Regions from separate parts of the Homo sapiens genome. Here region 1 is linked to region 2. Evidence: read pairs that join two places in POLR2A ChIA-PET (ENCODE). Cell type or tissue: PC-3. All regions are shown on one strand.

Region 1 (5,000 bases), 200 kb after region 2:
TAAAATAAAAAAATAAATAGAAAGCAGAGGACAGTTTCAGGTGGAATACCTTGGAAGCCTCTAGGACCCTTGATATTACTGCAATCTCAAAGGCAAGAGTGGAAGGACTGAGGATATCAATAGCTTAAAATATGGTTGTTGGGAAACACAATAAAGTGGTTAGCCAGATTGGGGAGAGCTGCTAGGGGGTGTTTGCCAGCAATTGTGAAGAAAGTGGTTTGTAATCTGGAAACCATTAAAAATTACTGGGGCAGATTCTCTGGTGCTTGACTGCCAGTGCTGGATTTTCTACTACTTAACTCATGCTCTACTTACTTTGCCTAGCTGCAAAATGGGGGAGAAAATTTCTCTTATCCAAGAATCAATGTGAGGCTCAAGAAATAATGAACATTAAGTGTTTTGGAAGGCAAAAATCATTTATACTGTATTAGTTTATATTACATTATACTGTGGTATAATGACTAAAATAGGATTGCTTTAGACAGACAGTTAAGCCTTCAGGCTGTCAGGATGCTGATACCATTGGATGAATTATTCTATTTTAGTTGGGAACAAAAATAACAGAGTTTTTCTCTACCACCTGGATACAGTGCAGGTAAGACAAATGGCTTTTGTTTAAACTGATGATAAAGAAGCAACTACTGTTAAAGTGCTGTGTCTTCAGTGGTTCTTGGTGCTGTCATACTCAACCTTAGAGGACTTTTGGACCATCCACGTTTGTACAAAGCCAACATCCAAGATGCCTATATAGGAACCAGACATGGGCAGTGGGCCAGAGTGATTTCCATGGGAAGCCAGTTTAAGTGACATATTGCTTCCTGATTAGGTTGGGCAACCCAACAGCCCATTTCTAGTGGGGACTTTCTATCATGTGCTTGTCAGCTAAAGAAGTGTTTTTTTTCTTCTTGCATTCCATAAACAAGCTACAGTGAATTGATTCAGAGTGCAAACCAGGTGAGATATATACATTTATAAGACCGTCAGGAGGAACTGGCAATCTTTTCTCATGATCCATCTCAGATTTCACCATTTGGCGCCAAAAACAAATTCGTGTGTTCACTTATGTTTAAAATAGCTTATTTAGAACTAACGTAAACACACACACACACACACAGTTTAAAAGTCAATAACCTATGTAATTAAACTTCTTTTAAAAGAACAAAGTCTTATCCTATGGTTTACTCCCTGTGGTTACGTTGAATTTAATTGCCCAAGATTTTTTGAAGTGTTATCACTTCACCTAGGCTTAACTTTTGTCTTTCGATACACTCTAATCTCTAAAACGTCAACATACTAAATCTGCAGGCTGTTTTCTACAGATTACCACTCCCCAGAAAGATGAAGAATTACATTTTCTGAGTCAGGTATGATGCTGGTGATGTCAAGAAGCTGTGAAGACTTCTCATTTAGTTTCCCACAGAGTAAGGCCCATACCACCAAACCTTACTCAGCCAGTGAATTTCTGAAGTTTCCTTCCAAAATAAAAGTTGTTAAGGTCTATGACATCTCTTTCTTGCTCACCAATGGAGGTGATGGATGGGGGAGTTAATAAAATTCCCAGTATCATAGGAGACAAGGAAAAGAGTTGTGTTTCATGACTGGTTTCTCATTGCCATCATGTTTACTGATTACCTTTGCTGGTCTGCTGTGAGGGCAAGGGTCTTCAGAACCAGCCAGAAGAGGATCTAGTTAGATTTCCATGAAAGAAAGCCTATGTGTCATTCCAATACAATAACCCATTCCTGCCATGGAGCAAGACAGTGGAAAACCCTTAAACCTTCAGTGCTTTAACTCCTCCACAGATAACAGAAGGAGAGAGGGAGAGGAAGCTGGAAACTACTTCACCCTTCAATTTCAGGCAGCAGTGCAGGGCTCACTGGGGACTAGAGTAGGCCTGTGGAAACAGCGTTGGTCACCAGTAATCATGAAACTCGATGGTTCCAGAAACCTGTGGGGAGCATTCCTCCCTCCGTGAAGTTGTTTGAGGGAAAACAGACTGGGTGCTGTTGTGCTGCCAAATTGATACAAACCCCTACAAGAAGCTTTCACATGAGCCCTTCAAACTCATCAGCCTCCCACAGCATCTCCAAATGGTGTCAAATACATATCTGGGGCTGGGAACAGAGCTGGGGCAGGCCTGGGATCCCTGGCAAGCTTTAGCCTGCGCTCACCATACTACACCTCACCCCCAACAAGACCAAAACCTCTTCCAATTCAATAGCATAGCAACTGCCAATAGCAAGGTATCTTCCATGGCAATTTGCTGGGTGATTTTGGAAGATTTTTGTTTAACTACCTGGACACACGTATACTTGCTATATACTACAAGTACAGAATTCTCAGTAAGCGGACTTACCAAAGTAGGTGATCTGTAGGGGAGTTAACAAAATTCAGTGGTCCTTTCAGGCCACTGACTTCAAGTGGCAAGAGACAAGGGTCTCTTGTTATCATGTTATCTTGGCTTCCAAAGCTGGTTGAAGTCCAGAGATTCATAAAGTCATTCAAGAAACCTAGAATGACCTGCCTGCAAGGAAGACAGGAAGGACTTTCAGTTTATAGCAATTCAAACATGAATAACATTTCCTGATTAATAGTAATAATAATTAGAAAGGATTGACTTTCAGAAATTTTTCTCAAATCAAGGCTCCTGTTACTTTGGTTCCACCTTTTCTCTCTAGAAGGAGAGGAGGAGCATCTCCCAGAGGGCTGCGTGCCTCAGAAAAGCCGGCATCCCTAGCCCGCTCTGGCACAGGCCATGAGGCCCTGCTGAATCCTGCTGAATAGCTACTCCCTTCTAGCTGGAGCCACAGCTCCCTCCACCGCGGAGCAGGGTTACAACGTCCCTCTCGGTAGAGGTGCACGCAGCTCCTCCTGGCCACCCTCCCCACCAGTTCCCATTGTCTGGCCCCCCTCCCCCAACCTCTTCTTTCCACACTGCCCCATGAGTTCAGGGAATTTCCCCAGCATCCCAAAGCTTGAGTTTCCTGTCAGTGGGGAGAGATGAGTGTAGATAAAAGGAGTGCAGAAGGCACGAGGAAGCCACAGTGCTCCGGATCCTCCAATCTTCGCTCCTCCAATCTCCGCTCCTCCACCCAGTTCAGGAACCCGCGACCGCTCGCAGCGCTCTCTTGACCACTATGAGCCTCCTGTCCAGCCGCGCGGCCCGTGTCCCCGGTCCTTCGAGCTCCTTGTGCGCGCTGTTGGTGCTGCTGCTGCTGCTGACGCAGCCAGGGCCCATCGCCAGCGGTGAGAGCGCATGGCGCGCGGGACGCACTCGCACTCGGGCACAGAGGTGCATCCCAGCCTCTGCGGGGTCGCTGCGTTCCAGGGAACTCTCCCAGCAACCTGCCCTATAAAGGGTGTCTCTCTTTCTTCCCCAGCTGGTCCTGCCGCTGCTGTGTTGAGAGAGCTGCGTTGCGTTTGTTTACAGACCACGCAAGGAGTTCATCCCAAAATGATCAGTAATCTGCAAGTGTTCGCCATAGGCCCACAGTGCTCCAAGGTGGAAGTGGTGTAAGTTCTGTGCTGCTGTGTCCGCTGTGACCTTGGCAAGAGAGAAATCCCGCAGCCTGGGTCTTCAACCTTGGTATCTCATGAGTGTATCTTCTTTTTCTTTCCTTCAGAGCCTCCCTGAAGAACGGGAAGGAAATTTGTCTTGATCCAGAAGCCCCTTTTCTAAAGAAAGTCATCCAGAAAATTTTGGACGGGTACTTGTCACTTTGATCTTTGTGGTTTCTAAATCTGATCTAGGGAGACCATAGACTTCACAAGGTCTTTATTCTCTGTACGATTTAAGTAACACTTTTCATGTTTAGAATTAAAAGGTTGTTGAATTGGGAAAGTTTTTCTGGATTGTCCTGGGAAAATATACCAATCTTACATGTAATTACTTGAGCAATTACACACAGCTTGTCACTAAGTTATGTTTTTTGTTTACCCATTGCTTTTATTGATTTTTGTATTCTCCTTTTTTACCAAACATCATAAACGCTGAGTTTTGACAAGGGTGGAGTAGAAAGGAGTGTGAAAAATGGTTAAACTAATATAACATTTTTCTCAACAGTGGAAACAAGGAAAACTGATTAAGAGAAATGAGCACGCATGGAAAAGTTTCCCAGTCTTCAGCAGAGAAGTTTTCTGGAGGTCTCTGAACCCAGGGAAGACAAGAAGGAAAGATTTTGTTGTTGTTTGTTTATTTGTTTTTCCAGTAGTTAGCTTTCTTCCTGGATTCCTCACTTTGAAGAGTGTGAGGAAAACCTATGTTTGCCGCTTAAGCTTTCAGCTCAGCTAATGAAGTGTTTAGCATAGTACCTCTGCTATTTGCTGTTATTTTATCTGCTATGCTATTGAAGTTTTGGCAATTGACTATAGTGTGAGCCAGGAATCACTGGCTGTTAATCTTTCAAAGTGTCTTGAATTGTAGGTGACTATTATATTTCCAAGAAATATTCCTTAAGATATTAACTGAGAAGGCTGTGGATTTAATGTGGAAATGATGTTTCATAAGAATTCTGTTGATGGAAATACACTGTTATCTTCACTTTTATAAGAAATAGGAAATATTTTAATGTTTCTTGGGGAATATGTTAGAGAATTTCCTTACTCTTGATTGTGGGATACTATTTAATTATTTCACTTTAGAAAGCTGAGTGTTTCACACCTTATCTATGTAGAATATATTTCCTTATTCAGAATTTCTAAAAGTTTAAGTTCTATGAGGGCTAATATCTTATCTTCCTATAATTTTAGACATTCTTTATCTTTTTAGTATGGCAAACTGCCATCATTTACTTTTAAACTTTGATTTTATATGCTATTTATTAAGTATTTTATTAGGAGTACCATAATTCTGGTAGCTAAATATATATTTTAGATAGATGAAGAAGCTAGAAAACAGGCAAATTCCTGACTGCTAGTTTATATAGAAATGTATTCTTTTAGTTTTTAAAGTAAAGGCAAACTTAACAATGACTTGTACTCTGAAAGTTTTGGAAACGTAT
Region 2 (5,000 bases):
GACAGGGTTTTACTGTGTTAGCCAGGATTGTATTATGTTTTGACTTCTACAATTTTATATCTCTCTGTACACTGACGTTTTATGGATTATGATTTTCTGTCACTCTATAGGACTGAGGTAGTCCCATCAAGTCTCAGTGCACAAAGGCTCAGCTCAGCACCTAGCATCCATGTCCTGCAGACCACAAATTACCAACCTGTTCTTTTTATTATTTCCCAAACAGCACTGGCAGTGGCAGGTATGAGAGAATGCTGATCAAGGCACAATCTTCCAATATTGATAATATGAAATCCATCTACATCTTTTTCTGGGGCAATTCCATTGCATATTGTTCGCTCATCAACGTGGTCTGAAAAATAAATAAAATTTGTCTAATTTTAAAATTGTTATTTATTTGGTAGCCTGAAAAATGAAATCTGAGAATCTAAAGCCACATCACTTATAATTCGGCTCTAAAAAAGGTGTAAAGTCATTATTATTATTATTATTATTATTTGCCACCAAAATAGTAAGCCAAAGTGCTCTTGACTGATGGCTGTAATGAACTGCAGTTGGAGTATATGCTATTCCAGAGCCAAAAGTGGCTGGACCGGTGAAAGAAAAAAAATTGTGAATTAAACAATACCAATGAGATCTGGTAATAGCCAGGTGTCATGTCTTTGTTTCAGTAAGTTTGTATATTTACAGGGTTTGAATCCACATTTCTATGACACAAGACAGTTCTCCTAATAGGCTTCTATTAAATACTTCGAATATTGGAGATTAAAAGGGGTTTGTTAGTGTTAAGAATAGTCATAACATCATGAGTTCTTAGCTTCCTCTTAAATGACATAACAAAAAATCTAATATAAAACACACACGCACACACACACATCTTTTCTCTAAAGCATTGTCACAGTGAAATAAAAAATATTACTATGATTTGCTATATGGAAGAAAAAGAACACAACCTGAGTAATAAAGTAATCAAATGAAATATGGGATGCCAATCATCTCATTTTTTAAAAGTAAGTATAGAAATATAAAATAGGCTCCTATTACTCTATGCAGAGTAGTTTAAATTATCACTAACCTAACAATTAACCCATATGCCTAATATACTAAAAGTATATTTTCTATGTAAAAGTTTATTCGGCCATTATATAATGCGATTTAGACATAATTCTTTAAAACATTATAAAAGTCCAAGTTCAAACTTTTCAGAAAGCTATGCCTTGGGTTTTATATCTTTTGTATTCTAAAAGTGTGCTACTGCTACCTTAAGTCAAGCTAATTAACCATAATTAGATTACAAAAGTCCTTGAAATATATAAAAGTATTCATCTGAATCATATTCAAATAGAAACTGAGTCTTTGGAAAGTCTCTCCATTCAATAGTTTTTCACTTTTAATAACTGCATTCAGTCTAGAATGTTTTAGCAGGGCCTCCATCTATTTTCTCTATAGCTTGGAGATCATCATATAGATTCTAGTCAAACTTTTAAAAGAATACATATTTAACTTATTACATGAGGGTAAAAATACTGGTTCTTTTTTAAAAAAAATCTAGGTGATGATGATGATAAGTCATTTTTAAATCACCTACCACTCACGCGGAAGCTTCATGACATGGATATTTTTTACAATGAAATGAAAAGCTTTATAGATGAAAAGAAAAACAACTATATTTGGAGTATCTATTTTTAGCTAGGACTCAAATTAGTTTATTTCTAAGTTCAAAACTGGCTAATATATGCATGGGCTGGGCTACTGATTAAAAAGAACTCAACAAGGACTCTTTGTAGATTTTAAGAACCATTCTCCAAACAATAAGCCTCAATTACACTGTATGTTGCCATCTACCATTTTTTGCGCTCCCATTCACTGAAAATAACATTAAAGCTGTAACAAATATTTCAGTTCACACACCAGCTGAAATACTTGAGAAGAAATGTAAGCATCTGAAAATCTGGAAGCCAGAACTAGAGACTGGTGGTTACAGATCTGTCCTCTTGCATATGCCAACTTCAACTCAGATCATAATTCAGATCACCATTTTGGTTTGTCTTAAATATTTAAGTATTACTAGTTTAAAAGACAGATGAATGGACATACAAAATGTATAGCAGATTCATAAAACCTGAATCTAAAAGGAAAAGAGCTCCATATGAGTAGATGAAAAAAGTGAAGATCATAAAAATCCAGAAAACCAATTCATTTATCATTTTTATGTAACTCTGCTATCTCAGCAGTGTATTAAATCTAACATATATCTTTTTCCAGGAGAGATCTACCTATTACTATGTAGTATACAGTATATAGCAATAATGTGAACTACTCTATCTACATTTAAAAAGTGCTTTACAATGATTATATTACCTTTACATCAATTTCCTTTTAATCTTCATAGTTACTGGGGATAAAAGTAGGAAAGGTATGATCATGCCCATTTTAAAGACAAGTTCAAGGAGTTAGAGTCAATCTCAAATCACTACTAAGAATCCAGAATTTAAATCCATATCTTTTTGTTCTAAGATCAGTTTTTCCTTTTGTATCATACAGAAGTCATAATAAATATTAATCATTTTAAATACCATTAAAAATTAAAATCACAGAGGCCTCCCTCCCAACTCCTAATAAGACATTTGATAACTCTAAAATATCCCAAGAAATGTATTGTTTCTCCTAGGGCTCCAAATATAACACTATTCCTAGATTAAGTAATACTTGTCTAAGCACATGCAAAAAAGCATCAAACATTTTACATTTAGGATTACAGGTAATCCTACTTCCTTTTGTTATATGAGTAAGAGAAATAAATACATTTCCTGTTTGTGACTGACTGCTACTAAAAGTCTCCCAAAATCTCACCCTTGGGGCACATAACTTGAACAGAAAAAACAATCGTGAGACTTAATAGCATCAATTTTCTCACAGCAGTTATACAACATGTTTGATTCACAGGATACATTGGTAAACAACCAACCATTTAATATCTTACCCAAATGAATGATAAAACTGGTTTTATTCACTTTGTGTTTTCCCCCCTTCTATTTAAAGTTATGAGAAGTCATTAAATCATGCTAGGAAAAACAGAAGTCATCAAATCAAAATCTGAACCACTGTAATAAAACAGCTCAGATAATGCCTTTAGGACACTGTAGATTTACTATATTGAATGAATATATGTTTTGTATGGGTTTTTTTTTTTTTTTTTTGAGACAGAGTCTCATTCTGTTCCCCAGGCTGGAGTGCAGTGGTATGATCTCAGGTCACTGCAACCTCCGCCTCCTGGGTTCAGTAGATTCTTCTGCCTCAGCCTCCCCAGTAGCTGGGACTATAGGCATGTGCCACCATGCCTGGTTAATTTTTGTATTTTTAGTACAGATGGGGTTTCACCATATTGGCCAGGCTGGTCTCAAACTCCTGACCTCGTGATCCACCACCTCGGCCTCCCAAAGTGCTGGGATTACAGGCATGAGCCACTGAGCCTGGCCACTGAATACATATTTTTGCGATGTATTTATAATATGCTTAATTGTCTTTGGACAATGAACAGAAAAAAAAAGGAACAAACAAATTACTGGCTTATTTTCCACCTATAGATTTTTACAACATTACTGTTTAAAAATGCCACCTTCCACTTCCCCCACATCTGTTGGATAAGTGCAAGCTCATCCGTATAGTAAACATTGTGTCCTTTAGCTTATTTTTCCTATAGTCTCTTCTCTGTGTGTTCCATACCTTTACCAACCATCATCATCACATGCCCTCCACTCTAGTCACACCAAACCATGTCCTTTCCCCAAGCCCTTAGCATTAACTTCTGCATTGCTATTGCTCATGATGATTTTTTTCACTACTAATCCTTTCTTCTCAGTTTTTTTCACATCCTATTCATTCTTCAATGCATTGATCAATTGCCCCCTGTTGAAATGATCACAAATTGAAACAATATTTTTTTCCTCTGCTTTCCCATGGAACTGCTATAAAAAATACTTAGCACACTAGTTCAGTTAATGATATTAGTTGTTTAATTATCTCTATCATTTATGAATGTGAGCCTTTTAGGACACAGTCTGTCTTAAACTGATTCACTTATAACTACTCCATCTCAGTTGATGGTGTGAAAAAAAAAATCTTGGGCCCCCAAAATCACTAAGCTAAAGGGAAAATTCAAGCTGGGAACTGCTCAGAGCAAATCTGCCTCCCATTCTATTCAAAGTCATCCTTCTGCTCACTGAGATAGAGGAATGTTCTGATTGCCTCTTTTGGAAAGGCTTATCAGAAACTCAAAAGAATACAACCATTTGTCTCTCACCTACCTGTGACCTGGAAGACTCCTCCCCTGCTTCAAGTTGTCCCCGCCTTTCTGGATGGAACCAGTGTACTTCTTACATATGTTGATTGATGTCTCACGACTCCCTAAAATGTATAAAACCAAGCTGTGGCCCAACTACCTTGGGCACATGTTTTCAGGACTCTGAGGCTGTCTAATGGGTGCATGTCTTCAACCTTGGCAAAATAAACTGACATTTGTCTCAGATTTTCAGGGTTCATAATGGGAAACCCATCCTTCTGTGCTACTTGCCAAGAAAACCTGGAGTCATCTTAAATATCCCTCTTTCTCTCACACCTAACATCCAAACCATTGGAAAATCTGTTGACTTTCTTCATAATAATATATCTAGCACTTTATCAGTCTCACCATGTTCATGATACTACTCTACTTTGAGTGAACATTATTCTTCCTGTCAATTCTTGAAACAGCCTCCTAATTAGTTTCCTTCTTCTATATGTGCAACCATACAATTTATTCACAAAACAGCAATAGAGTTATACCTTTGAAGTACATATTTGATCACATTGCTTTTCTCAAAACCCTGCAATGTTATTACCTTAAAAATTGCAAACAAGGCTCTACATGATTTTTACTGCACCAAAACCATAGCTATGTGTCTAATCCCATCACTGGTTACTCTCGTCTTCTCTCAATCTGTGAGCATCAAGCTGGTCCCCTT

What was found. Peaks named below come from ENCODE experiments on the same cell type or tissue, not always from the same donor. Only the 100,000 strongest peaks of a DNase experiment are listed, where the experiment ranks them.
Region 1: POLR2A ChIA-PET joins it to region 2 with 10 read pairs; 3 of 35 experiments call an interaction of 5 or more read pairs at or near these places.

Annotation. Positions count from the first base shown.
Region 1 is chr4:73,996,719-74,001,718 of GRCh38, reverse strand. It overlaps CXCL5 (C-X-C motif chemokine ligand 5), which reads left to right and starts at 3,042. Exons shown (of 4, transcript NM_002994.5): 1 at 3,042-3,246; 2 at 3,381-3,513; 3 at 3,624-3,707; 4 at 4,064-5,000. The coding sequence starts at 3,138. The coding sequence ends at 4,082. LOC124900715 (a long non-coding RNA gene) reads right to left here and starts at 3,491. Exons shown (of 2, transcript XR_007058140.1): 1 at 2,357-3,491. In PC-3, no CTCF peak of the experiment used is centred here; no DNase peak of the experiment used is centred here; H3K4me3 peaks cover 856 bases.
Region 2 is chr4:74,195,143-74,200,142 of GRCh38, reverse strand. It overlaps MTHFD2L (methylenetetrahydrofolate dehydrogenase (NADP+ dependent) 2 like), which reads right to left. Exons shown (of 8, transcript NM_001144978.3): 4 at 197-349. Among named protein-coding and RNA genes, the nearest start is that of MTHFD2L, 40 kb to the right of the region's middle. In PC-3, no CTCF peak of the experiment used is centred here; a DNase peak (open chromatin) is centred at 2,882; H3K27ac peaks cover 1,836 bases.